Regions from separate parts of the Homo sapiens genome. Here all the other regions are linked to region 1. The links are chromatin loops, found by intact Hi-C in ENCODE. Cell type or tissue: heart left ventricle. All regions are shown on one strand. Each heading gives the region's core, and the rest is flanking DNA. Links, peaks and the distances in the headings are about the cores only. Region 1 overlaps PHACTR1 (phosphatase and actin regulator 1). Region 2 holds the start of LOC100130357 (a long non-coding RNA gene). Region 3 overlaps TBC1D7-LOC100130357 (TBC1D7-LOC100130357 readthrough).

Region 1 (10,368 bases), core at 4,298-6,797:
AAATTTAGTGAGTGTCAACATTATGCTTTATATTAAGGGTGCACATATTGGAAGATCTAGCATTTTAATTTTGATCTATTTTTGTCTCCTACAAGATAGGTATCCTGACCATCTAAATGATGTTGCTCTCCCAACTGCAGAGACATGGCAATAAATTTGTCATATGGGCTGCTGGTGCTCTTTTCATCATTCATCCATTCATCATTCAACAGACATATACAGAATGCCTACTCTGTACTAGGTGCTGGGGATAAATTGTCAAAAAAAAAAAAAAAAACAGTCCATGCCCTCTAGTGTATAAACACTGACAAAGCCTGACGTGTAAACAAGTCATTTAAAATATTGTATCTTAAGACATAAAATGAGAGCAGAGAGAGAAAAATAACTAGCTGGCTGGAAAGATTTTAATAAGAATTGACATCTGAGGTGGAAATTGAAGGACAAATAGAAGTTTTCCACTGGAGAAAAGCAAGGAAGGGTATTCCACACAAGGGCGGTGAGTTGGTTTGAAGTAGAGCTGTGGAAATTCAGGGTTTTGTATGAGAAATTCAGTCTGATGGGAACTGAAAGATGAGGCTGCACAGACATGAAGATTGTGAGTAACCTGCTGCGAAGATGAGGAGTTTGGAAAAGGGAAGTCATAGAGGGAGGGTGGTTTTGTTTCGTTTTAAGTTAATAAACTAGTTTTTGGAGCAGTTTTAGGCTTATGGAAAACTGAGCAGGCAGAGATACCAATGTATTACCCTTTTTGCCACGCATTACAGAGATACCCATGTATTACCCTTTTCTCCACGCACAGTTTTGCCTGGTATTAACATCTCGCACTAGCTGATCAGGTACCAGAGGTTTTCAATCAAGGGCATAATAAAGATAATTTTGTTATTTTAGGAAGCTACCTAGTAGTCATGCAGGTATGGGGCTGGAATGAGAATGTACTGGTGGCAGGACAACCAGTCATGAGGCTGTGGCCAAAGTCCATGTGAGAGCAAAGAAGAGGATGAACTAACTCAGAGGTGGTAGGGGTGACGAAGCAGATGGGTTCAATTCTAGAGACATTTATCTGCTAAGTTGTTAGCAAGATTTGGCAACTAACTATGAGGAGTGAGTAGGAAGGAGTTTAGTTTGGGCAACTGTGCTGGTCAGATTTATTATAGCTCAGCTCCAAATTCACCTCTTAGTACCTGCTCTGTGATAGTAAACTGGACTCTAAGCATTTCTCTTCTACTATGTCCATGGAGGGTACTGGAGGGACATTGCAGGAAGAAGGGCACTTCTCCTCCTGTTTTTTTTTTTTTTCTTTTTTTTTTTTTTGAGAGAGAGTTTCACTCTATCACCCAGGCTGGAGTGCAGTGGAGTGATCTCAGCCCAGTGCAACCTCTGCCTCCTGGGTTCAAGCGATTCTCCTGCCTCAGCCTCCCAAGTATCTGAGATTACAGGTGCACATCACCTTGCCCTACTGATTTTTGTATTTTTAGTAGAGACAGGGTTTTGCCATGTTGCCCAGGCTAATCTCGAACTCCTGAGCTCAAAGTGATCCACCTGCCTTGGCCTCCCAAAATGCTGGGATTACAGGCGTGAGCCACTGCCCCTGGCTCCTCCTGGTTTTGATGCTGAGTTTTGCATTTTCTTGCTCTCACTCTGGTGGTGCAGATGTGTGTGTGTGTGGACATCCAAAGGCTCCCCAGCTGCACACCCAGAATATGCAGTCCCTTGGTCACCTCACTGCTCTGGCTTGCCCTGGCATCACATTGCTGAAGCCGTCTTTATGCAGACAAGACATACTCCAGGACTTGAGCTCCAACTCCCTTGTGAACTGCCCATCAACCTAGGCTCACCTTCATCACAGAGGGCCAGTTCCTGCTGCCGAGTGACTGTTGATCAGCTCTGGTGTGGACAACTCAGCCAAATTCTCCATCATCCAGTGGACTTCAAGGACACTTTCTCCAGTGGACCTGAACCTCAGTCCTTAGGAGGGGTCCCAGTTCCAAATTTGTCCTGACTTGCCTACTTTTCCTTAGCTCTAGACTGCCCTTAAGAGTCCTCTTTATAGTTACTCCACTGTCATAGTTTAATGATTTTTTTTAATATTGTTCCTTTTTTTCAGTTGACCGTGTGATTTCTGTCTCCTGATTGCTCCCCCTGAGAGAGCAACTGAGTGGATGGTGGTCCTTATTGAGACTGAGAAGGAGGAAAATCTTTTGGTGGTAAAGAGAATGAATTCATATTTGCAATTGCTACATTTAAGGTGTGTGTAGGACCTCCAGGCGGAGAAATCAAATAAGTGATTAGGGCAAGAATGTAGAACTCAGGTTGGTGATACAGATGTCTTCAGCGCATCTATAGTAGCTGAAGTGAAGTGCGGACATACAGTTTCAGAGCTAAGCGAGGTCAAGAATGGAATCCTTAGGATTCCCCAAGTTTAAGGACTAGGCAGAGTGAAGGAGCCAGCAAAAGAGGTGAGAAGGAGCAGACTCAGAGGTAGGAGGAGACCTAGCAGAAGCTGGAAGAAGAAGTTGCCTCTGTTGGGAGCAGTGGCTCATATCTGTAATCCCAGCACTTTGGGAGGCTGAGGCAGGCAGATCACAAGGTCAAGAGATTGAGACCATCCTGGCCAACATGGTGAAACCCCGTCTCTACTACAAATACAAAAATTAGCTGGGCATGGTGGCATGTGCTTGTAATCCCAGCTACCTGGGAGGCTTGTGCCTGTAATCCCAGCTACCTGGGAGGCTGAGGCAGGAGAATTGCTTGAATCTGGGAGGCGGAGGTAGCAGTAAGCTGAAATTGCGCCACTGCACTCCAGCCTGGCAACACAGCAAGACTCCTTATCAAAAAACAAAAAAACAAAAAAAGAAAAAGAAAAGAAAAGAAGTTGTCTCAGACCACTCAGTGGAATTGAGTGTCTTCAGAGTCTGCTTCAGGTTGTTCCCAGAAACAACATCTTCAAAAGTGTCAAAAATGAGTAGGGTGTAAACAGGTCACCTCTGTGACCACCTCCTGTTTGTGAACAGTGACGTGTTTGTTATTCAGGAACACCTGGGATATCGCTTCCTCTTCTTCATCATGAAACATGCCCAAAGGTTTGCAGCTCAGCTGCTGATGATTCTGGGCCACAAAAATCATCAGACCTCTCAGGATTTGAGGCCCTGAGATCCTCTCTGATTTTGAGAGGGGCTGAGATAAATGTGCGATGCATTATGCTACTCCAGAGCTGGAGTTTGATAAGGATACCAGAAAAATCATCCCACCTCTAAGGAGTTCTCTCGTACTAGAGAGCATGCAGGGTGGGCCTCTGGAGTCAGCTGGGAGCCCCTATATGATTTGAGAACAGTTTTATCCATTCGGACATTTCCTGGGGAGACATGGTCTCAGATGGAAGCTGTTAGCGTTTAATCAGTCCTACCAAGTTCAAGGTTGCCCAGTGCCTAACTGTCATATGGCTCTTTGGATTTGCAGCAACGGGGTCGTGGGACTTTGTGTGCTAAAATTTGAGTGAAGGTTTTGACATTTTAAGTGCTCTTGGGACACAGTGAGAGCTCACGGCCAATTTGCCTGACAGCCTAGCCTCACAGGCTAGTCACCTGATGACCTCTGGAGCCAGTGCTGTTCCATATTCTGCATGATCTCTTTCCAAGGAGACATCATCCTTTGTGCTTTTATCAGATGGGAACAATTTAAAATGTTTTGGTTGTATGTCTACCTTGGGTTTTTCTGTAGGAAACTTGGTTTCTGATCGGATATTGCTAAAGTATGCATGCTGGGAGATAGGGGAACAGGTATGAAGCTTTTTCAGGCATGACAAATCCCTCCTACAAAATATATTTATGATGGCTTTAAAAGCCAGGTTTTTGTTTGTTTGTTTTGAGACAGGGTCTCATTCCAGTTGCCCAGGCTGGAGTGCAGTGGCATAATCTCAGCTCACTGCAGCCTTGGCCTCTGGGGCTCAGGTGATCCTCCCACCTCAGCCTCTTGAGTAGCTGGGGCTACAGGCACGCACCACCACACCTGGCTAATTTTTTGTATTTTTAGTAGAGATGGGGTTTTGCCATATTGCCCTGGCTAATTTCGAACTCCTGGGCTCAAGCAATCTGCCTGCCTCAGCCTCCCAAAGTGATGGGATTACAGGCATGAGCCATTGCGCCCAGCCTACAAGCCAATTTTTTAGAACCTTCATTTCTTAGATAAATGAGGATGAAACAAACCTATTCCTCAGCAAAGGTATGCTATCAGGGTGGGGGAGTGGAAGGCATGGGGGAAACAGGCCCAACGTGAGTAACATCTACATCCCTTGCATGTTTACTTTTATACCAAGCATAGCTTCACTTTAGAGGTATGCACTAAAATTACCAGCCAGAAAAACCTTTTCAAAACTGGACAACGGAGTCTCTCTTTGGATAACATGATGTGGGCACCACAGATAATGGAAAAAATTACCAACATAGGCCCTCTGATTAGTGTTACAAATAGGGTCCCCTGGGGGCCTACCCTTGTCTGCTCTTGAGATTAAATGCTGTTTTGGGCCAAGCACGGTGGCTCATGCCTGTAATCCCAGCACTTTGGGAGGACAAGGTGGGTGGATCACCTGAGGTCAGGAGTTCAAGACCAGCCTGGCCAACATGGCAAAATCCCGTCTCTATTAAAAATACAAAAAAATTAGCCAGGCATGGTGGTGCATGCCTGTAATTCCAGCTACTCGAGAGGCTGAGGCCGGAGAATCACTTGAACCTGGGAGGCGGAGGTTGCAGTGAGCCGAGATCTCACCACTGCACTCCAGCCTGGGTGACAGAGCGAGATTCCGTCTCAAATAAATAAACAAACAAACAAATAAATAAATAAAATGCAGCTTTGAGGTACAACACTCATCACATGTCTCTCTGTCCTAAATGATGTATTTTCCTTTCACCTTCCTCTTTGATTGATTTGTTTTCAGGTAATAAAGTTAATAGAGCTTTCTGGAGAGGATTTCACAGTTGGTGGTGGAGAAGACTTAGCTACTTTAAATGACAATGAGATTATTTTGTAAAGCTCTTTGGAAAGGGTACAAAGGCACTTATAAATGTATCCATTATAAACCCCCTGAAAGATAGCAAAACTGCAAAGGCTGCTGGTTTTCAGCTGAGACGCCAGCGGTCACCCTGGATTTTTTTTTTAAACAAAAAATCATTTGAGTATCATAGGCTCTGGACTTTGCTTTTGAACTAGATAATCTTTGTGCCATCCTGCAGAAAAACAGCCACATTATTATTTAACATATGTTGCCCTCTAGCAGACACCTCAGTATTGCAAGCATTTTATTCAGAAATTGTTTTTACTTACCAGCTCTCTGGCAAGTTCACAGAAAAGCTAGACTTTCTCACCAGCTAAGATAAAGGATATGCAATATTTTTAAAAGTGTATTTTCCTCTGGGGATTCTTTTCCAAAGTAAGATATGGTGTGATATATATTCTAATTCTCTTTCTTTCTTTTTTTTTGGAAGACACAAAACCCCAATGTTGATTTCTGAAACACAAAGCCCCCAATGTCGATTTCTGCAGAAACTAGAAGAAACACAGAAAATTGAAACGAACCTACAAAGAGTTTGGAAATCACATATGGCCATGAGATCTATGGCTAGGCAGAATCCACAACATGGGAAGTCAGGAAATGAAAGGTAGTGAGCCTTCTAAGTCAACAGGGATTTCCTGAGCACCAGTTTTGCACAGCTTTGTTAAGTGTTGTAGGGGATTGGCTTGCAAACTGTTTGTGAGGTTGTGATTGGACACCTTGGGGACTGTTCCTCACCATCTCCATGCAGCCCCTTTGCCAGCCAAACTGAGCTTTCATGCCAGTCAGAAATGGTGTTTCCCTCTGAGCTCCTATGCCACTTTGCCACCCTTGGGATGCCTGCCACATGACACCATGCGCCACAGTTCTATGTGTACATGTCCCATCTTCCCATCTCTAAGGTTCCCAGAGACTCACTTGCTGAACTGCCATAGTGCAGCAGAGCCAGCCAGATCTGATTCAGATCCAGGCTTTGCCACTTAACCTGTCTTTGCACCTTAGTTTTCTCATCTGCAAAATGGGAAAATGCCCATCTTCATGACTATGTGGAAGATTAGAGAATGGCCTGCTCATAGTGGGCATCCAGTAGACGGCGGCTATTACTGACAAAAGGGGACTTCTGTCAATAATAATATGTACGTGCTCATGGTGCTGATGAACAAAGCTGCAACTGGATCCTTGGTTACTGTTTCCTAATTTACTTAAAGAGGAAAAAGTTGAAGGTATTTATTTTCACTTGGTAAAGCCTGTTTGTTTTTCTTAGCAATACATTTTCCTAGAGAAAAAAAGAATTTGATCAAGCAGATTTTCTTTTCCTATTTTTCAAAACAAGTACTATATGCATTTTGTTAGTGCATGAGTCTGCCAATTCTCATTGGCCTGGTATCCTCCTACGATTATGCTTGGACACCTATCACTAGACACCTAAGGTTTTATAAGACATGAACTGGCAAGTGGGAGACAAATGCATCCTGGGGGGCCATTATTAGAGTTTCAGTGGTTATGGCACATTGCTGCTGATAGATACACTAAAGGGCCTGATATAATCCTTGGTCTATCAGCTTATACAGTAGAGCTCGTCTAGGAAGATGTGCAGCAGAAAACCTGCCTACTCCTCCCTCTTGGCTGGTCTGGGGCCCCAAGTGTTTTATACAAAGCCTGGACTTGGCTCTGATCTACACAGAATTGAAGAGCAGATGGGCTCATATAAAGGAGCTGAGCCAAGGGAGATTAAGCAGCTCTGTTCTCTAGAACTCACTGCCACCACCAGGCGAAGGCTGCGGAGTTTGCCAGGGCAGGGCTGGACAGATACTGAAGGCAACTGGGATCTTCGAATGTGGGGCTTGGAGAGATCACCAATGGTTGTTTGTTAGAAGTTGAAGAATAGTGGGAATCGTAAGCCCTGGGTATGCAAGAGTGGTGAGCTTAGACGCTACTGGGCATGTCTTCTAGGGAAATTTCAAATATTCATGGGGGAGGTCCAAGGGAATGCTGCCGATCTTAAGTCACAGCAGCAGCCAGGATGCTCTCCCCTTGATTTAGGCATTGGTCCAGTTTCAAATGAACTCTCATGAAGACTCCACTTGGCAACTGTACTACACTGGCATTCAACCTGGAGGGGATACATGGGCCATTGTATTTACACTGCACTTTTACAAATGAGCAAGGTTGTTTTCACCTACTCATAACAATCATTTCTTTCATCTACCTCTTATGAAGACACCGCATCCGGCTCGATGCCATGCCCTTCATATTTTTAAATTCACATCCATGTTCAATTAGTGTAATTACAAAAATAAATTTAAAACCAATTACTCCCGCATATAATTATACATCTCACAACTCAGCATTTGCAGATAAAGGAAGCCATAGCTGTTATGACAATAGTTCCTAATAGCCTGGAACTGTGAATTAATTGCAGTTTAAGACGGCACCACAATGTAAATAGTGACATCGTTATTATTGCAAGATCACTGCACCACAAGGAAGAATAGGTTGCAGTGAAATTGTGGGAGAAGGGTCACTAGTTTCCATCAACATGTAACCAAATGGTGGGGAGATGGGCAAGAGTATGACATGAAATGACTGAAAAAGTTGGAGTCTTTAAGAAAAAAAATTTTGTTTTTAATCTTCCTGACCATTTGTTTCACTCACATCCACTCAAGTACTGAGGAGTCCTGGAGACTTCACCTCTGTGACAATGTGGGTCCTCACCTTGCCTCTCCACCTCCATTGCCTAAGTACTGCTATGCACTGATCATTTCTGTTTCCCCCCACCGTCTCCTCATGCCATCTTCTTCTCTCTATGCAGCCACCTGATGCATTTTGCTAAATTGAAATTTGACGGTATCATTTCTAGGCTTAAAATCATCCAGTGGTTCTTTATGGCTAGCAGGAAAGCGGTTCTCATGTTGTCAAGCAAACCTACAAGGACCTACAAGGAGATGTGCGGCTTCCTGCCTGCCATGGGTCATCTCCTTCCTCCTGTTCCTCCTACCGCTTGGGCATCCAGCACCCGGCTGACCTGCAGTTCCATGAGCACACTGTTCTTAACCTTTGCATGTGCCTGTGCTCCCTCTTTGTGGAGGACCACACAGAGGCTGGCCCCACTTCCCCACCCAGCTCCATGCCATAGTCACCTGCCCCATTCTTATCTGCCTTTCAAGATTCAGCTCACACTTCACCTCCTTTGCCAGACATTCCTTGACTGCTGCAGGCAGAATTGTCTCCTCCATCATATTTGCACAGCACCCTTTTTTTTTTTTAAATCTCTGCAACTGCACTTAGCACATTTTATTATTCTTTCCACGTATGCACTGGCTTCTTCACTAGACTGTGAATGCGTTAGGGACAGCCACCAAGCTTTCCATCCTATTTATCCCTGGGACTGAGCTCACTGCTTCATCTATAATAGGCAGTCTCCATATTATTGTCCAATTCTATTTTTAATTTCGGTTTATTTTCTTTACATAAACTCATAAAGTAAAACAGGAAAAGTTTGGTCTGGAGAAGCAAAGATGAAGGGGAACTCGATAACGATCTTGAAGAATTTGAAGGGTTGTCCTATGAGAAAGGATTTGGGCTTGTTCTACCAGGCCCAGGTGCGATTCTTGGTTGATGGATGGAAGGCATAGTGAGATAGATATTAGATCAATATAAAGAAGAACATCCCTAAATGTCAACTGTTCAAAAAAAGAATAAGCTGTCTCTTGAGTTAGTTGGTGAATGTCTCACAGCTACATAGGCTAAGCTGGAGATTTTGTGGGAATTATTCAAGAATCACATAGATGGACACACAGGTTGTCTTTTTATATTGTGAAATAATAATTAAAACATGACATTGATGTTCCATTATACTACCACTCTGCATCGTAAGAAAAGGCCTCAAGGAGCCTCTAACAAGGTAGAACAAAACTCATGGAAGGAACCTGGACATCTTTCTTGAAAGCTCACAAACTTTAATAGTGACCAAGCCATCCCAATTCTATCTTCTTAACACCTTCCACTCTCATCTCTCTTATTTAACCCCTTTGCCTCTGGTGTATAGAGGCCCTCACAAACTCCAACCTAGACTATGGTTCTACTCTTCTAATATCCTGAATTAGTACCCACTCCTTCTTCTTCAAGAAAGATGTCCAGGTTCCTTCTGTGAATTTGGTACCAGGCTGATTTGGAGACAGTGATCATGTTTGAATGTACTGGGGAAAAATTAATGAAATTTCTAGATCTTCAAAACTGAGGACCAACCTTAGATCAAAATGACCTCCACAAGTAGTTCTACCTTGTTAGAGGCTCCTTGAGTGGAAATGAATGCTTTCAAATTGCAATAACTACATAGAAATAAAAGACACTAGCAACTATTCATAGAAGTCTTATATAGTGGAGAGCACATAAGTGAAATTGCTCATGATTTTCAAACTTCTCTCCTTCTTCCCTTATCTGGTTCTCTGGAGAAATAAAAACCTCAAGCTGATTAGGTTTGGTTAACTTATTTCTACTTTAAACTATAATTATTTTTCTGATGCACTAGTAATATGAGCTTCTAAGAGTTGCCCAGACAGTTGACTAACCAAAGAGAATTTTGTAATGTAACGGAAAAAGCCAATTGTTCATTGAAGGGAAATATGTCAGTAGCTGAAAGGACTTTAAAAAGAGGAAATGCCAACTATAGAATCTAGTTAATATTTTAAATTAGATCTTCATTTTTATCTAGTGGAAATATTAAAAATTTGAAGGAGGAAATAGAGAAACCTTATAATAACATGATTACCAGTATTGGCCAACTCTTAGTTTATCTGCCTCAATTCCTTTCTCAGGGAACTACTCTGTGCCTCTTCATGTGGTTCTGATGGGTCCATCCTTCAAGTGTGCTGTCCAATCACAGTGGTCGAGCCAAGTGTCAATCAGAAAGCCTAATTTCTCTAAATGTAATCATTGATCCAGAGTGGACACGTGACCCAACCAGAGCCAATTGGAGTTCTTTTGGGGGACTGGAAAGCTTCACTGAGAGTGGGTTTCCCATTCAAAGGTCATGAAGTGTATTCAGTTTCCTCTGTGTAGAAAGATCCTGCTAGAAAACGAAGACAACAGAACCAAGAGATGGAGACACATAGAAAGGGTCATGATGACACTTAAGGGTCTGTGTTCATCCTTGCCTGAGCTAGTACTATCCCTAGAGCCAAAAAATTCTCCTTTTATGTATTTATTTATTTTTAGTTAATTTTGGATTTTAAAGGAGAGAATACTGACTGATTTCATACTCTGCATTGAATAGTGCTTTTTAGTTCTCAAAGCTAAAAACATACAGATGATCTGAGAGAAGG
Region 2 (10,368 bases), core at 1,973-4,472, 380 kb before region 1:
TAACGACACCCCAATTTTATTTGAGGCAGGAGTGTGTTAACATACCTTATTCCCCAGGCCCTCTTGCTGAAAGGAATGGCCAATAAGATGGAAGGTAAAGTCATTAGGTAGGACTTCCAGAAAAGGTTTTTAAAGAGAATTTATTCAGCTGGCAGGTAAATTTCCTCTTCCTGGTATTTCCTCTTACTTTCTGCGTGGAACACATCCATAATGGCAGGAGCTTCAGCAGCTATCTTGGAATGTGGGGCAACATCAAGAATGGAAGCCACATGATAAGGATGGTGGGGCCGAAAAATAGAGCTACACATTGATGGTGTCACTACCACACACGCTCTTTTCTGCTTCATTCCAGACTGCCTTTACATTTTAAAAAATCCCGATTTGTTTCAGCCACTATTATTTGAGTTTTTGGTTATGTGAAGACTGTTAGACCTAATGCTAACTGACACCACCAGAGCAGATGCAGATTAGCAAGGCAGATATGGGTTTAAATCTATGTCTAAAACCATCATCTTTCTGACTGCCCTTTCTGGGATTCACTAGTGGTATAGGGTCAAGGGAACTGGATTGAGAGTTCTTTGCTCATCTCTGCTACTAACTGTGTGACTGTTTTTTCTTGGCCTCAGCCCCTTCATCTGTAAAACGGGGATGAGAGATGAAAGTGACCAGCACAGTGCTGGGGTGCAAAACTCATTCCGCTGGTGCTGGGGGCAGGGGTGTCTCAGGATGATGGTGTGGGGATGTGATGCAGTGGCCAGTGCTAATGCAGCAAGGAGGGGCCCCGTGGGGTGAAGCTTGGGTGCTGGCAGCAGTGCAGCTTCTAGTCCTTGCTTGCTTTAAAAAAATTCTTTTTGAGATAGGGTCTCACTGTGTCACCCAGGCTGGAGTGCAATGGTGTAATCACAGCTCACTGCAGCCTCGAGCTCCTGGGCTCAGGTGATCCTCCCACCTCAGCTTCCCCGGTAGCTGGTAGCTGGGACTACAGACACATGCCCAGCTAGTTTTTTGCATTTTTTGTAGAGATGGGGTTTCGTCATGTTGCCCAGGCTGGTCTCGAACTCCTGGGTTCAAGAGATTCACCCACCTCGGCCTCCCAAAATGCTGAGATTACAGGCATGAGCCACTGCACCCCACCTTCTAGTGCTTTCTTTAGGGGTGTCCCCCCTTGGTGTGCTGAGGGCAGCAGAGCACCTTCCTCTGTTGTGACCAGAAGGTTTGGACTAAGTGACCCTTTTAGCATGAATGGCCTTTGGTTTTGTTGGGAGGGAGCTGGGGGCAGCACAAGCAGCTTTCCACTGGGCTCAAGAAACCTGCCTTGGCGTCTTCCTCCACCTAGGCATGATGCTGAGGCCGGGGAGGCAGCCCAGGCAGCATCTTGCCTCCCCGCACAGCTTTGCTGCTGAAATCTAAGTGACTCTACCCCGCTACTTGCTCTGAGCCAGCCGAATGTCCGGTCAAAAAAAGAGCATTTGTGCTGTCCTGTTGACTGGGGCCTATAGTAAGATTGAAACCACAGCAGAACTGTGCACACCTCTGCTGTCCAAATCAGAGATGCTTTTTGCTTCTAATATCACTCAACTACTCTCCAAACCTGAAGCTGTCACTCTTTGTCCTTCCCCTCCTCCCCACTCCAATCAGTTACGTTCGGCACCTGCAGGGTTTCCGCTCATGCATAGCTAGCTGATTCCTGGAGGGCAAAAACCATGTCTTTACAGTGAACTAAAAATATCAAGAGACGCACTTACCTCCCCGCACAGAGGGGGGTCACTAGGGAGACCTGAACTAGGATGGCTCAATTGGAGCCTCTCACTGTTTGGCCCAGTGGGTCTCCGTTTTTCTGCCCAGCTGCTGGACAGCCTGAAACATGCCTGCCTTTCCTTACTGTGGCCGGTTCCTGGATTTTAAAATTGGGTATGATTGAAATAAGGTCGTCTGGGTGTGCATGTTACACGCAAGTTAAATTTCCCTGTTCGAGTTTTGTCCTACAAAAGGCAGTCAGCCCTGTGTGTTCTTTCTGGTCTTCTTATTTTAAAAAAATAATTGTAACTAAATTTTTGATGGAAAAGGAACATGTGCCAATAGAGGGGAAAGGCAGCCAGGACAAAAGGGTCTACAGTGACCGGTGGCTGTTCTCCGTGTCCCAGCCCCAAGGACCCTTCCTCAGCACCAACTCCTGGAGTCTAACAATGAGCGTGTTATTTCAGGTACTTTTCTAGGAAGAAAGAGGGGATTTGTCCTGCCTGCTTTGGGGCTGTCATCACCAAGTCAGTGAGATGGAATTGAGGAAAACCCAAGGTGGCTCAGCTGCCACAGGGGCTCCTGCCATGATTGCGTGGATGCTGACGAGCGGGCTGGGGGCATGGGGGAGTGGGGCTCGCCCAGGTGACAGCTCATATTCTAATGGTGGCTTGGAAAATGTCCCCACCACCCCAGCGACAACGCAGCACACAGTCTGAACAAAGCCAGCCTCTTGCCAGATGGCATTTTTGCTATTTTAACCCCAGGGCCTTGCAGAGCCGGTACGCTGGGGCTTCAGTGAGGCGGCCAAGGCCTTCCAGGAGGCTCAGGTGTTGAGCCATAAAGCCCCAGATGTGCTTCATGCATGACGGCCTCGGTCGCACAGTGGCAGGCCTGCCACACTGCGGGGACTGGCCACAGGGTTGCTGCGTGAGACCAAAGCCTTTACTCTGATGCCGTCCCTGGTCAGGACTGTCTGAGATAAGAAGTTCAATCCATGTGTGAAGTGTTTTTTTACCTGTGTAGCTGAAGACTGGCTTGTCCTCTTCTGGGTGGGGGCTCTGAATGGACCCCAGGACCATGGACCCCAGGGACCCCCCTGCCACACTGGACAAGGTGTCAGTGACCACTCCAGGTTGGTGATTGGTGATTAAGGAACAGACAGCATTTTCCTCCCTCCCTCTACCATTTCTCTTTCTCGTTTTTGTTTTGTTTTGTTTTGTTGATTAAAGGTAGAACAGCAATGGTATCTCCACATAGGAAACACCAAGCCTTTGTGACCACATGAGCCGCAGCGTCTTCATCATGGATGAGGAGGGGAACCAGTTCTGGAATTCTGGCTCAGGGTAGATGCATCTTAACGGAAGAAGAATTAGTCAATTCTGTTTCCGTGGTTTACTCTTCCTGTCTCCTGCAGATGAATTCATTAGTTTAATTAATGAGAGCCCTTTGCCTTCCTCTGCAGTGTTGCCCATGGAAATAGTGGATGATCATGGCTCCCTATTATGAAATGTGGAGAGCATTATTTGATTAGGAGCAGAACCCTTTTCCCCCCCAGAAAATAGCCTCTAGGTAAGGGACTGGACGCTCACACACGATGAAGTGTCTGGTGTTCTTCTCTCTCATTAGGTAGCATGCCCTTCTCTTCCTGCCTTTGCAACAGCTCTAGGTAGGACCCACACTGTACAAGTGCCTCATTCGTGACTTCTGCTTCCCTTGCAGGAAGGCATAAATGTTGGCTGACTGTCAAATGCTTGTGGGAGGTCCCCACGGAGTGGAGAAGCGGGAGACTCAGCTTAATCACAGACAAAGTTGTGCATGAGAGGTGAGAGGGAGGAGCTGGAAGCCGGGGCTTGGAGGCAGTCCATGATCTTTCCGTCTGTGATCCTCAGTGTCAGAAAACTATGTAATCACTCAAGACAGGCAAATGGGATAACTGGATGGATGCTGAGGAAGTGTGAACTCAAGAAGGTAGAGGGAAAGCCACGACACGTCAGCGTAGCAGGGAGGTTAAGGGCATTGCCTTAGAGTCAGGCAGACCTGGGTTTGGAAGCCCCTCCGCCACTTACCATCTGTGTGACTTTGCCCACGTTGTTGTTTGGGGACCTGAGTTTCCTCATCGGTGACCAAGGTGTCGTAAGGGTTAAAGAAAATGGTGCATGAAGATGGCCTAACAGAGTGCCTGGGGTACGGTAAGTGTTTACTGTGTGGGAGCTGTTAGTGGTGCTGTTGGTAGGGATCAAGTGACCAGGTAGCCAGAGTTAGAAATCAGGGCCGCCACCTGCCAGGTGTCAGAAGAGACAGCTATTTGTTCATACTTTTTTTTTCTTTGTATGCTTCTCATTGAGTTCCAAGGTTGCCTACATGAGACCTCTCTTGGACTCCTTTCAGGAAAGCTTAGTTGCTCAGTGCCCGAGGGCCCTTGTTAAACCCTGATTGTCCCTGAGGTGGTCACCACAACATGGCCACATCAATAGCATCCCTCACAGGACTCCCAGGTCACACGCACCAGAAGGGTCTGCTTGGGAAGCCTGAGCAGAGTGATGTAGCAGGGGACAGGAGGTGAGGCTGGCGGAAGTGAGCAAGGGCCACACTGTCACTACGGATGCCACACTGCAGAGTGGGGCTTGATGGGTAAGACAGTGGAGGCAGGTACCAAGAGGGAGGGTGGGGTGAGCCCATCTGAGTTGGGAGACATGACTCTCATGGCAGGACTGGATGCTGAGGCCACAGGCAGAAAGATCATGGCTGCCGTCATCCAGGTGGGAGAACCTTTTTCAAAAATTAGTATATCTGTATTTTATTTTATTATTTATTTATGTTTCAATAGCTTTTGGGGTACAAGTGGCTTTTTATTATTTTTTGGAGACAGAGTTTTGCTCTTGTTGCCCAGGCTGGAGTGCAGTGGCACGATCTCAGCTCACTGTAACCTCTCCCTCCCGGGTTCAAGTGATTCTCCTGCCTCAGCCTCCCAAGTAGCTGGGATTACAGGCACCCACCACCACACACAGCTAATTTTTTCTATTTTTAGTAGAGATGGGGTTTCACCATGTTGGCGAAGCTGGTCTCGAACTCCTGACCTCAGGTGAGCCACCTGCCTCGGCCTCCCAAAGTGTTGGGATTACAGGTGTGAGCCACTGTGTCCGGCCTCACAAGTGACTTTTTGTTACATGGATAAAATATATAGTAGTTTATTCTGAGATGTTAGTGCTCCCATCACCTGAGTAGTGTACATTGTACCTAATGTGTAATTTTTCATTCCTACCCTCCTCCCACCCTCCCCCTTCTGAGTCCCCAAAGTCCATTATCTCATTTTTAGGCCTTTGTGTCCTCATAGCTTAGCTCCCACTTATGAGTGAGAACATACGATACTTGGTTTTCCACTCCTGTGTTGCTTCACTTAGAATAATGGCCTCTAGCTCCATCCAAGTTGCAGGACACTCTACGATACCCTGCTGCTTTTTAGAAAACCTGGGCCAGGGGCTTGGGACAGATCTGAGCTACAGCCATAGACAGGGAGTCATCTGAAGCCACACCCGTGGAGGAGATCACTTAGGACCTGTGGAGAGTGAGCCAGGGAGCGTTTGCCGAGTCAAACAAGTCAAACGTGTCCTTTGGCTTAACAGGTTAAGTAGCTACATCCGCAGAGCACCCTCAAACCTGCGATGCTGTAGGGGACAAAGCATTGTGTCGTAGACATCACCCATCAAGACCCAAGAGCACTCCAGGGTGTTTTGCCCAAGGGCAGGGAGAGGCAGAAGGATGTCAGATAACCTGATTGATGGCGGCTTCGGGATGAGGCCCCATGAAGGCACTTGGGAGGGTAGGTCCCAGGGCCACCCAGCTCTCCAGGAGGGCAGTGCATGGCAGGGAGGGACTGCAGGGACAGATGGCAGATTTGTGGTGACCTGAAGGAGAGGAATCTAAACTGTTAGAGACAGGCCTCAGCCGGACTTGCTTTAAAGTTAACTCTTTCTTAATAACTAAGTTGAATGTTTTAAAAATGCCAGTATTCCCAAATCATGGACAAGTTGATGCTCCAAAGAATATTAGGAACATCTAATTCACTGTCTCTGTTTTCCATATGAGGAAATTGAGGCCCAGATAAACAGATGCGATAGACACACCAGGCTGCCCCTTCCTGCAGAGAGAGAATGTGTAGCCACAACCTTTGTTTCCTTGGGAAAGGGCTCCCTCCGTAGCAGGATTATGGCCAGTTTCCTTCCCTCTTGCCAGGCAGTCTGCTAGGAGTTTTATCAAAGCTGTTTCTTTCTTGTCCTTTCACTGCCCTAAAACTTGCAATCAAGTTCTCAGATTAATTTATCAAAAGTCAGAGAGCGGCCGGGCGCAGTGGCTCACGCCTGTAATCCTAGCACATTGGGAGACCGAGGCGGGCAGATCACGAGGTCAGGAGTTCAAGACCTGCCTGACCAACATGGTGAAACCCTCTCTCTACTAAAATACAAAAGTTAGCCAGGCGTGGTGGTGGGCACCTGTAATCTCAGCTGCTCAAGAGGCTGAGGCAGGAGAATCGCTTGAACCCAGGAGGCAGAGGTTGCAGTGAGCTGAGATCATTCCACGGCACTCCAGCCTAGGAGACAGAGCAAGACTGTGTCTCAAAAAAAAAAAAAAAAAGCTCTGCAAGGACAGAAAGAAAGAGAAACTGATGGATTTTTGAAATATGAAAACCTTTTTGTAAAGTACTTGCCCCTTCTGTCATAGCCACTGCTGCTCCAGGGGCCCCCTGGCTGCACAGGTGAGAGCTCTGGGCACAGATACTCTGATGCAAATACTGCAGGACCTGAACATCCAGGAGGGCTTCACTGCTGCTTCCCAGCAAAGATATGAGCAGTACATGGGGGCACTCAGAGATCTCAGGCAAAGGAGAGGTGGCTCCCTTTGGGGATTCTTCTCCCAGCCTTTGAGACTCAGAAGTGGGATTCCTGGACCAGCAGCATCAGCAGGCCCTGAGAGCTTATTAGAAATGCAGACTCCCAGGCCCTGTTCAGACCTGCTGGCTCAGTACTTGCATGTTAACGAGACCCCCAGGTGATTCCTAGGCAAGGTGGTTTGAGCAGCACGGCACGAGGTTGCCCTTTACCAGAACAGCCTTTCTACGCTGCTGGACGAAGGATATGCTACCCAGCAACGTCCCCCACCTAAAATGCAGCCCCTCTGCTTCCGCTGAAAGCCTTCAAAGACAAGTAGTAACCAGAAGGTTATGCAATGCAGTTCTTTGCTTTATACATCAAATACTCAGGCTTCTCAAGAACGGAGATAGAGGCCAGGCACGGTGGCTCACACCTGTAATCTCAGCATTTTGGGAGGCCGAGGAGGGTGGATCGCCTGAGGCCAGGAGTTTGAGACCAGCCTGGCCAACATGGTGAAACCCTGTTTCTACTAAAAATAAAATGCAAAAAAAAAAAAAAAAAAAATAGCCAGGTGTGGTGGTGCACACCTCTAGTCACAGCTACCCGGGAGGCTGAGGCAGTAGAATCACTTGAACCAGGGAGGCGGAGGTTGCAGTGAGCCAAGATCTCCAGCCTTCCCAGATCGTTAAAAGGACAGTTGACATTTTAGATATTCTTATAAAAATGTTGAGGAAGGCCGGACGCAGTGGCTCACGCCTGTGATCCCAGCACTTTGGGAGGCTGAGGTGGGCGGATAATGAGGTCAAGACCAAGACCATCCTGACAAACATGGTGAAACCCCATCTCTACTAAAAATACAAAAATTAGCCAGGCATGGTGGCGCGTGCCTGTAATACCAGCTACTTGGGAGGCTGAGGCAGGAGAATCTCTTGAACCCAGGAGGCGGAGGTTGCAGTGAGCCAGGATTGCGCCACTGCACTCCAGCCTGGCGACGGAGCAAGACTCAGTCTCAAAAAAAAAAAAAAGTTGAGGAAAAAAATCCTAGTACACAAAAGTCTTCTAGAAAGTTAATGTATGTGCTACAATACTTCCTTCCCCCAATAATACCAGAGGAGACATGCGGTTGTCCCGTATGTCCACTCACTCTCACTATGTATTTTGCAGATGAGCTGACCTCTCCCATTCCTGCAACCTCCCTTTCCCAGTCAAAGCATTTTTGGTGGTTTCTGCTGCTGGTTGATAACAAAACACACAAGAGTCAAGAATTTTTTTTTTTTTTTTTTTACTTTTTTTTGGTTTGTTTTTAAAGAAACTGCATACATCATCAGAGACAAACAATAATTTAAATACCATGCAGTTTCTGTATGTACAAAACCTAGGCCACAGAGATCCAGTTTAATTTGTATTCTCTATTTACATCGTTTTCCTCATACAGCCATCATCTGTTAAATTAGAACCTGGGAGATTAGGGGATTGACGGTCACCACACTCACTCCTATACAAAGACAAACTATGTACAGACACCCAGGAAGCAACTGGAAAATGCAACCGGTCTGGGGATTAACAGACAGATAGGGAGAAAAAGTCATTTAAGGTGACCTTTGCCCACCGGCTGTGCACAGGGAGAGCCTGAAATTCCATTCATCAAAGCAACACACCACGATTTTCATTCGGCAAATAAAAATACATGTTCATAAGCGGGAGAAAAATAAACCCAGAGCTTTTCATCACATGTACCGTCACATTGTTTGGTTTCTCTAATCTGACATAAAGGCTAAAGTTTTAAAAGTTTTACAGTGCTTTGAGGGCCTTTAGAGATGAATATATCAGCCATTTAAAAAAAGCTAGTTGGCTGATGGCGGTCTCTTCTGTCACTGATTGATTGGGGGCGGGGGCAGGGTTGGGCAATGTCTAATCTTTAGAAGGAAGCATTTGATTTGAGACATTTCACATTTTTCCTCTCACGCTAATCCAAATGAAAAAAATGCTCAACTGGGAATTTACACACATAAAATAAACTTTGACTTGCCAGCTACAGCTTTTTCAAAAAAGAGATGCATTTTAAGTCATCTAGCTCACCTTTTTATTTTTTCCCTTAATTAATGTCAAATTGTCATCTTGGAAAGTAACACAAATTGCTGCAGTTGTCATGACATTGTAGTGAAAAAAAAAAAAAAAGAAAATTGAATAGGTCTCTAGAAAGACCTTAAGGTTTTAAGAAAGGAAAGAGACAGCAGAAGGCCCATCCTGCAGGCCACAGAGGTTGCTGAGCCTGTGTAAGAGCCACTTAAAACGGGCTTGAAATAGCCCATCCTGAAGGCGCAGGACCTGTCAATGGCAGGGGAGGTGCACCCCTCAGTCTGAGCAAGTGACTGCTGGAAAGGAGGCCCTGCAGGAAGAGCAGTGGAAATTGTGTTCAATATCTTCCATGCACAAAGTGGACTGCAACATGAGGGCACTTTGGGCGGAAACCCTGGGCTGTCTGCTGGCTGGCTGCAGGGAGATCCGCTTGGGCCTTATATCCCCAGGGAATCTGAAGGGCCAAGAACTAAGGCCAGCAGAGAAGCCATGGGCCTATCATGGGAGGAGTCCGGTCAATGGAATGAATTTCCTTAGGACTCGCTCCTGGCCAGGGAGGACCATCATGCCAGGGCACCGCGTGTGCCAGGAGCCCAGCTGCAGTTAGAGGAAGTTCAGACTCAAAGCCTGGCCGGCAGGCAAGTCCACCTGGAACACGTGTCCGCCCGCCCGCCGTAGAGAAGTTCAACGAAAGAGCCCTACATCTTTCGTCATACCATTTGCACATTCAAACGTCAGTAAGCCTTTCGGGAAGACTGTGTTTACAGCCACACTAAAATCCCGATCACATTTTCCCTGAACAATACCTCTCCCCACGGCAGGAACTATTCAGATTCAAGAGTTAAAAAAAAAAAAAAAAAATAGGATCTAGTGATGGCATCCTCCTTGGGTCGGGCAGAGGCGTGCTGGCTCCAGGTGGCAAGGCAAAGCTGCAGCTGGAGGCACCGCCCAAAGAGCTGCCCTGAACTCTCCCCAGCAGTTGTTTGGCTCCTGGGTTAGTGCCTAGATGGGAGCCGTTCATGCCTGCAAAAAAATGCAATGGCCTCGTTGACGGGTGTGCATCCTAAGAGTAACCTGCTCCCACAGGGTTTGTGGTGGGGAGACGACTGGTTAACTTTTTGGAAAGGCCAAGCTGGCGTCTTTCTAAATGGCATGTGTGGTGGAGAGTTCCACCACCTAGAAAGACTGGAGTAACGATGGAGTCACTCCAGAAGGTGAGAGAGCTCTGCAACTGAGGGCCTGCGAGCTCTGTTATGAAGGAAATCGAAAGCTGCAATGGGCCTCGTTAGGATGCTGTTAGGGTTTAGGAGGGTCCTGGCCTCATCGCACACCCTATCCTGGGTGTCCCAGTCAGAGACACACCCACAGTCACGCTCCCTGGCATCATGAGGGTAGAGGGAGGAGCTCTCTGGATCAACTGGAGCAGGAAGGGGCACTGTGGACAGGTGTGGCTGGTGTTGGCCTGATTCTGGCACATGCCCAACTCTGGGGCTCCTTCACAGAAACTCTTCAGTGCAAAAAAAAAAAAAAAAAAAAAAAAAAAAAAAAAAAAGAGAAGGCCATGGAGTGGTTCCAAGTCCCTCAGTGGCTGGAAAGCCAGTCCTACAGGAGTGGTTTCTGGCCTGCATGCACTGGTCCTATACACAGAAGCTAAGAACTCCCAAGCCATATAATCAGCTTC
Region 3 (5,092 bases), core at 1-2,500, 390 kb before region 1:
TCCCCCATTTTAGAGATGGGGATCTGAAACCCAGGTAGCTTAGGTAACCTGCCCGGGGGTGCACAGTTAGTGAGCAGTGCAGGATTTGAACCCAGGCAGGCTGACACTGGAGCCCTTTCATGTCCTCAGGTAGCATGTGACGCAAGTCTTTTATGCTGTCACTTTCTGAAAAACAGTGCAAACTCCCATGGAAGTGGATTTCATGCCACAGCGAATGAGGGAAGACACTGAAGTTGTCAACACTGAAATTTCACAAAGACTGATTTGCTTGCCCACAGATTCCCCAGGACAGCTCAGACGCGATCGTGAGCAAGGCCATTGACTTGTGGCACAAACACTGTGGGACCCCGGTCCATTCAAGCTGAACGCACCCGCTGGTTGTGGACCGTCTGCCAGGCACCACAGTGAGCATTGTGTTCTTGGCATGTGATCTGGGAAACTGATTGAATAATACACTTTTCTTGCTTTGGTGCTCAAAGTGGTTTTTTTCCCCCAATAAAATTATTTAATTGAAATGCCTGGTGTTGCTGTGTTGGCGAGCAGCATCTTGCAGTTACATAGAAATGTAAAGTTCATCTCTGAATAGCATTTCAAAAGGGTTGTTAGAAAATAGCTCCCTGATTTTAAAGCGGTTTAGTCAGGGTGAGTGGGTGTGTTAACCAGCAGTGCATAACTAAGCCTGCCCTGCCTGTCTCTAATTAGCACCAAGCTAGTTACTTTCAAGGTCTGTTTCTAGAATAAGAGTGACTTCCTTTTGTTGACACCTCAGATTTGGCTTTTGTTGATGCAATACGTGTTTAAATCCAAGCCAACTGCCTTCTGAGGCTTCATCTTGCTAAACAGGCTTTAAACAATTCCTTACTCTTTTTTCTCTTTGGGCCAGTTGGAATGAAACCATTATTGAACAAAATGTGTTTGAATTGCTCCTAGGAGCAAGTACTTGTTGGATATTTTGCTGCACTCACATTTTTCTTGATGGGGTGTTAAATGTGGGATGTTAGGGTGCACTGTGCCACGCACTAAAGCAGTGAGAGAAATGGCCGGTGAAGGTGAACAGCTCATCACCCCTGGGCCACCTTGTGCCACGTAAATGGCATGGCCACTCTTCACTGGATAGTTCCCGGCTTTGGGAGTAGTGAGTGAAAGGGGACCCTTTGTTTCACACCGGTTTAGCCTTCAGACCTGCAAGAGCCTGAGTGGTGAGTTGGATTTTCCACCCACCCCCTAAAAGACGAGGGCAGCTATGAACTTATAGAGGTACAATTCTGAGAATTCAGGCCCTCCTTAGTGTGTGAAATATCTGTTGAAAAAAAGTTCAGAGAAAGTGTGAGCTGTTGAAATCTGCTGCTTCTGAATACTAACATATCCAAGAGTATTTAATTTTTTAAAATAAAAATGCACTCCAAAGAAAAACCTTTTAAAGCAAAATTGCTGCCTAGAGTTAAAATTTTAATAAAAAATGACTTATTGCCAACCATTTATGCCGGAGCCAGGCAGGAGCGCTGGTACTCTTAGGGAGCAGGAAGGCTTAGGGGCTGAAGTTCCTCTGACTTCGCTGCTTTGGCTGGAGGCCAGCTGATCTGAAACGAAAGACTCTTACTGTACTGCTGAGAGATCTAAAAATAAATATTCTGCAAGTATATTCTGTCAAACCCAGTTTGGTAAAACCTTTCTGGCTGTAGGGTGTGGGGCGGCGATTTTTTCTTGAAGTTAGTCAATCTGAGAGTTTTTATTAAAACACTGATTGGCGGAATGATTTTTTTAAGGCCCATCCTGAGAAAGTGGTGGATGGAGAGGATGAGCATCCAGTTTCGCTTCATAGCAGAATTTCACTTTGCTGAGAGCTGAGTGTTTTGAAAATGTTTGTGCCTGCTGTCTTGGGTGAGGAGCGCAGTTCCTGATAAAAATACATCCATATGCCTTTTCTTCAAAACATTTTGTCAGGATACTGCAGAATTTTTCCTTCATATATTACAACCCACGGTTCCTGTCACAGACTATTGCGGCTAAAATGTGAGATTCTTCCTCGCCCTTGGAAAGCTGGAATTTAACATGATCAAATTTAGTTTCTGCTCTTTCCCGTCTAGAGATTTGCCTTAAACACAGATGAGAGAAGATCTCAGTCCTCTTGGCCAGGAGAAAGGAAGGCCGAGGAAGGTTGGAGAGTGTGTGTGTGTTGGGGGTGTGGCTTTGGCCTGCTGACAAATCGAATGGATGGATTGCGTCGAGGTATAATTGTGTAGAGGATTGTGTGTACACAGGCTTGTGTGTCAAGGCTGTTTCAGGAAATGAGGTCAGGGTTCATGAGAATGAAGCACTTTCTTTGTTAATGGAAAGTTCGCCTGAAAATTATGAGGCAACACTGAAATCATATGATGCGCTGAAGGAGCTCCGAGGACCTTCTTGCACTGTAGCTCTGGGTATGACAGGCACTTGCCCTGTCTTGAATTGCATAAGTTTCCTGTCATGTGGTTATCACGTCCCTATGGTGACTCAAGGTTTTGGTGTTTTCTGTCTGAAAATGAAGAACCTGGAGGGAAGCCAGTGGGGATGAGGAGGGTAAGCAAAGAGCTTAGATGCCCAGGACCAGATCCTAAAATGAGTCACTGGCTCACATGGCCCAAGTGACAGCGCCTGCTCGAGCTCTGTGACCGTAAGCAGCAGAGTGACATCCCAAGTTCTCCAGCCAAGGCAGCCTTTGGGGAGCCTGGTGAGGGGTGTGGGGTGTGGACAGTGAATCTGCCCGGGTCACATAAGGTCAGCAGCCTTTGTCTTTAGCTGGGTGTTTTGGGTCTAGAAGGGCCAGAAGGTGCTTTCCTCTGCCCTTGACAGAGAGGGAAAGGAGTGTGGGAATTTGGGGAGCAGGAGTTGGTGGCATCTCCTCTGTTGGTGAAAACAAAGAGCCGTTTCTCCTTGAGACTGTGTGCCAAATGAAACTGTCCGTGGCTCTTGGCACAAGCCGTGGCTCCTAGATCAGCTGATGTTCCTCCAGAGCTGGCACCAGTTTGAGTAGGAGGGAGGGGTGATGGATGGCGGTGTGGAGAACAGAGGGTGGTAGTGATTTCTGGGGGACCACGGTGGGGGTGCTGGCCTTTCATGGCTTTCCCGACCAGTCGCCCTTTCCACTTTGGTCCCTCTGTCAGCCTTGCCTTGGGGAGGTTAAAAAGTGAGTGGACAGTTTCTAGATGAGGTGATAACTCCCCATAAGGGGAGCCCCCTCCCAGGGGCTGATTTTACTCCAGGACAATGACAAAGGGAGTTGGAGAATGTCATCAGAGAAGGACACACAAGAATCCTAGAAGCTCATCCTAAGCACAACTCCAAATTGAATGTCATAGCAAGCGCTTAAGGTTCACATCTCCAACTCATACCTAATACTGAGGTTTTCCTTTGCAGTTTACCAGGAACTTACATGGCAGGCACTCGGGACTGCCAGAGCTCACGCTAAGCACTGGCTTTATCACAGAGTCACTTCCTGGTCTTCTCCATCATCCTTTCCTAGAGTCTTAATAAGTAGCAAGCTGGTGCTTGCTGGACATTTTAGCATCTCTCTTTTCCCTGCTTCTGCCTGCCCTCTGGACATAATACTAAGAAGATTTGAGAGGGGGGCAGCAAAGAGGAGAAGCTTTGGAAGATTCACTCCTAAACATCAGGTGGCTGCACGCTATACCGCAGTGGGCCTGCATTCCCACCTCCCGTTTCTCCCTCCTCTGACCGATATGTTTGGTTCATTTGTCTTTTTATTTGTTTTCATTCAATCACAAAATATATGTGAATACAGTCTTAATTATGGGCCAGGTACTGAGCTTAATTGCTGAACAAGACATGGTATCTGCCCTCTCGGAGTGTACAAGCATGCAGGGAAGACATATTTAACAGATAGATGTTTTGTTCCAGACATCTTTAGTAGAAACTCTCAACTCCTGTGCTGCCACACCAGGGAGAAGGTGGACTGAGTCTGTCCAGAAGCTCCAGAGGAAGGGTAGAATTGCTGTGAGATGTGTGATTCTGTGTCCCCTTCACTTAGTAATGGAAGAGGTGACAGGAAGAGCCTTGGACCGGGCAGGGGGCATGAGCATCTGCCCCACTCACTAGTTTTGCAAACCAAGCCAATCACTCAGTCTGTGTCTTGGTTTCCCCATCATCAAACAGTGATTCTGTGACATCCCTCCCTCCCCAGCGTGCTTGTGAGCATCACATGAGTTGGCTGTGAAAGCACTTTTAGAAGCATGGAACTCTGGATATTTAATATTTTCAAGAGCATCATTTGCAAGAGTGTGGCTAGGCACTGTCTCTGTTTGAATCTACCGTATGCTTGGAGGCCTAACTCAGCTCTGCCTTCTCTGAAAATTTGTTAACTGCCAAGCTCAAAGTGCATTTTCCTAACTCTGAGCTTCTGTAACATTTCAGGGACCACTCATTTAGCAATAATTGTTTGGAAGTCTCTTGTTCGGTTGTCTTGAACTTTTATTAAGTGTTCCATGTGGTTTCCCTCTAAGATGCAAGATTCTTGAAGCCAGGGGCTGCCTTTAGCACACCCGAGGCACTGGCAGATTCAGTGTCTGGCGAGGGCCCTCTGTGTGGTTCATAGATGGTGCCTTCCTGCTGTGTCCTGGTGGAAGGAATGAACTCTGCTCTTTCAGCCCGTTACAAGCGTCCTAATCCCATGCATGAGGAACCACCCCAAGACCTCACCACCTTCCAAAGGCCCCACCTCCAAATACCATCACCCTGGGGGCTAGGATTTCAGCACACACATTTTAGGGGAAGACAAACATTGAGACTAATACATTGGTTTAGAATGATCTGTTTACGTCCCAGATTTATGTGACCTCTTTGAGGTTAGTGGTAATGACTTATTCTTTTTTTCGTTCCCCCAGTGTCAAGCACATCTCCTAGCCCACGTGGGCTCTTCATGAATATTTGTTGAATATGGGAAGGCCTGGTTCAGCATTAAGACGCCTCCATTGACAAGTAATAGAGTTGTTCTGAAGCACGCTTGCTTAAAGGAGATTTTATTATAGGATGCAGGGGTGAGGCTGAGAACCTAAAGAGGGAGGGCTTGGAGTCTGGGATGGGACTAAAGAGACCC

Evidence for each region. A loop is a pair of places that touch in the nucleus more often than their neighbours do. Peaks named below come from ENCODE experiments on the same cell type or tissue, not always from the same donor. Only the 100,000 strongest peaks of a DNase experiment are listed, where the experiment ranks them.
Region 2: a loop joins it to region 1, with 2.3 times the contacts of the local background. A loop is called at or near these places in 4 of 110 quality-filtered maps.
Region 3: a loop joins it to region 1, with 3 times the contacts of the local background. A loop is called at or near these places in 4 of 110 quality-filtered maps.

Annotation. Positions count from the first base shown.
Region 1 is chr6:12,906,450-12,916,817 of GRCh38, reverse strand. All of the region lies in intron 4 of PHACTR1 (phosphatase and actin regulator 1), which reads right to left. Among named protein-coding and RNA genes, the nearest start is that of PHACTR1, 190 kb to the right of the region's middle. In heart left ventricle, for the core only: a CTCF peak has its summit at 5,271; no DNase peak of the experiment used is centred there.
Region 2 is chr6:13,287,990-13,298,357 of GRCh38, reverse strand. The region is part of intron 8 of TBC1D7-LOC100130357 (TBC1D7-LOC100130357 readthrough); the gene reads left to right. It overlaps LOC100130357 (a long non-coding RNA gene), which reads left to right and starts at 2,772. Exons shown (of 5, transcript NR_160971.1): 1 at 2,772-2,872; 2 at 2,970-3,083; 3 at 3,460-3,562. In heart left ventricle, for the core only: no CTCF peak of the experiment used is centred there; no DNase peak of the experiment used is centred there.
Region 3 is chr6:13,300,374-13,305,465 of GRCh38, reverse strand. TBC1D7-LOC100130357 (TBC1D7-LOC100130357 readthrough) reads left to right here. Exons shown (of 9, transcript NM_001318809.2): 8 at 279-404. The coding sequence ends at 365. It overlaps TBC1D7 (TBC1 domain family member 7), which reads left to right. Exons shown (of 8, transcript NM_016495.6): 8 at 279-515. The coding sequence ends at 365. Among named protein-coding and RNA genes, the nearest start is that of TBC1D7, 26 kb to the left of the region's middle. RefSeq lists an enhancer at 2,316-2,365. In heart left ventricle, for the core only: no CTCF peak of the experiment used is centred there; a DNase peak (open chromatin) is centred at 1,545; H3K4me3 peaks cover 959 bases; H3K27ac peaks cover 1,620 bases.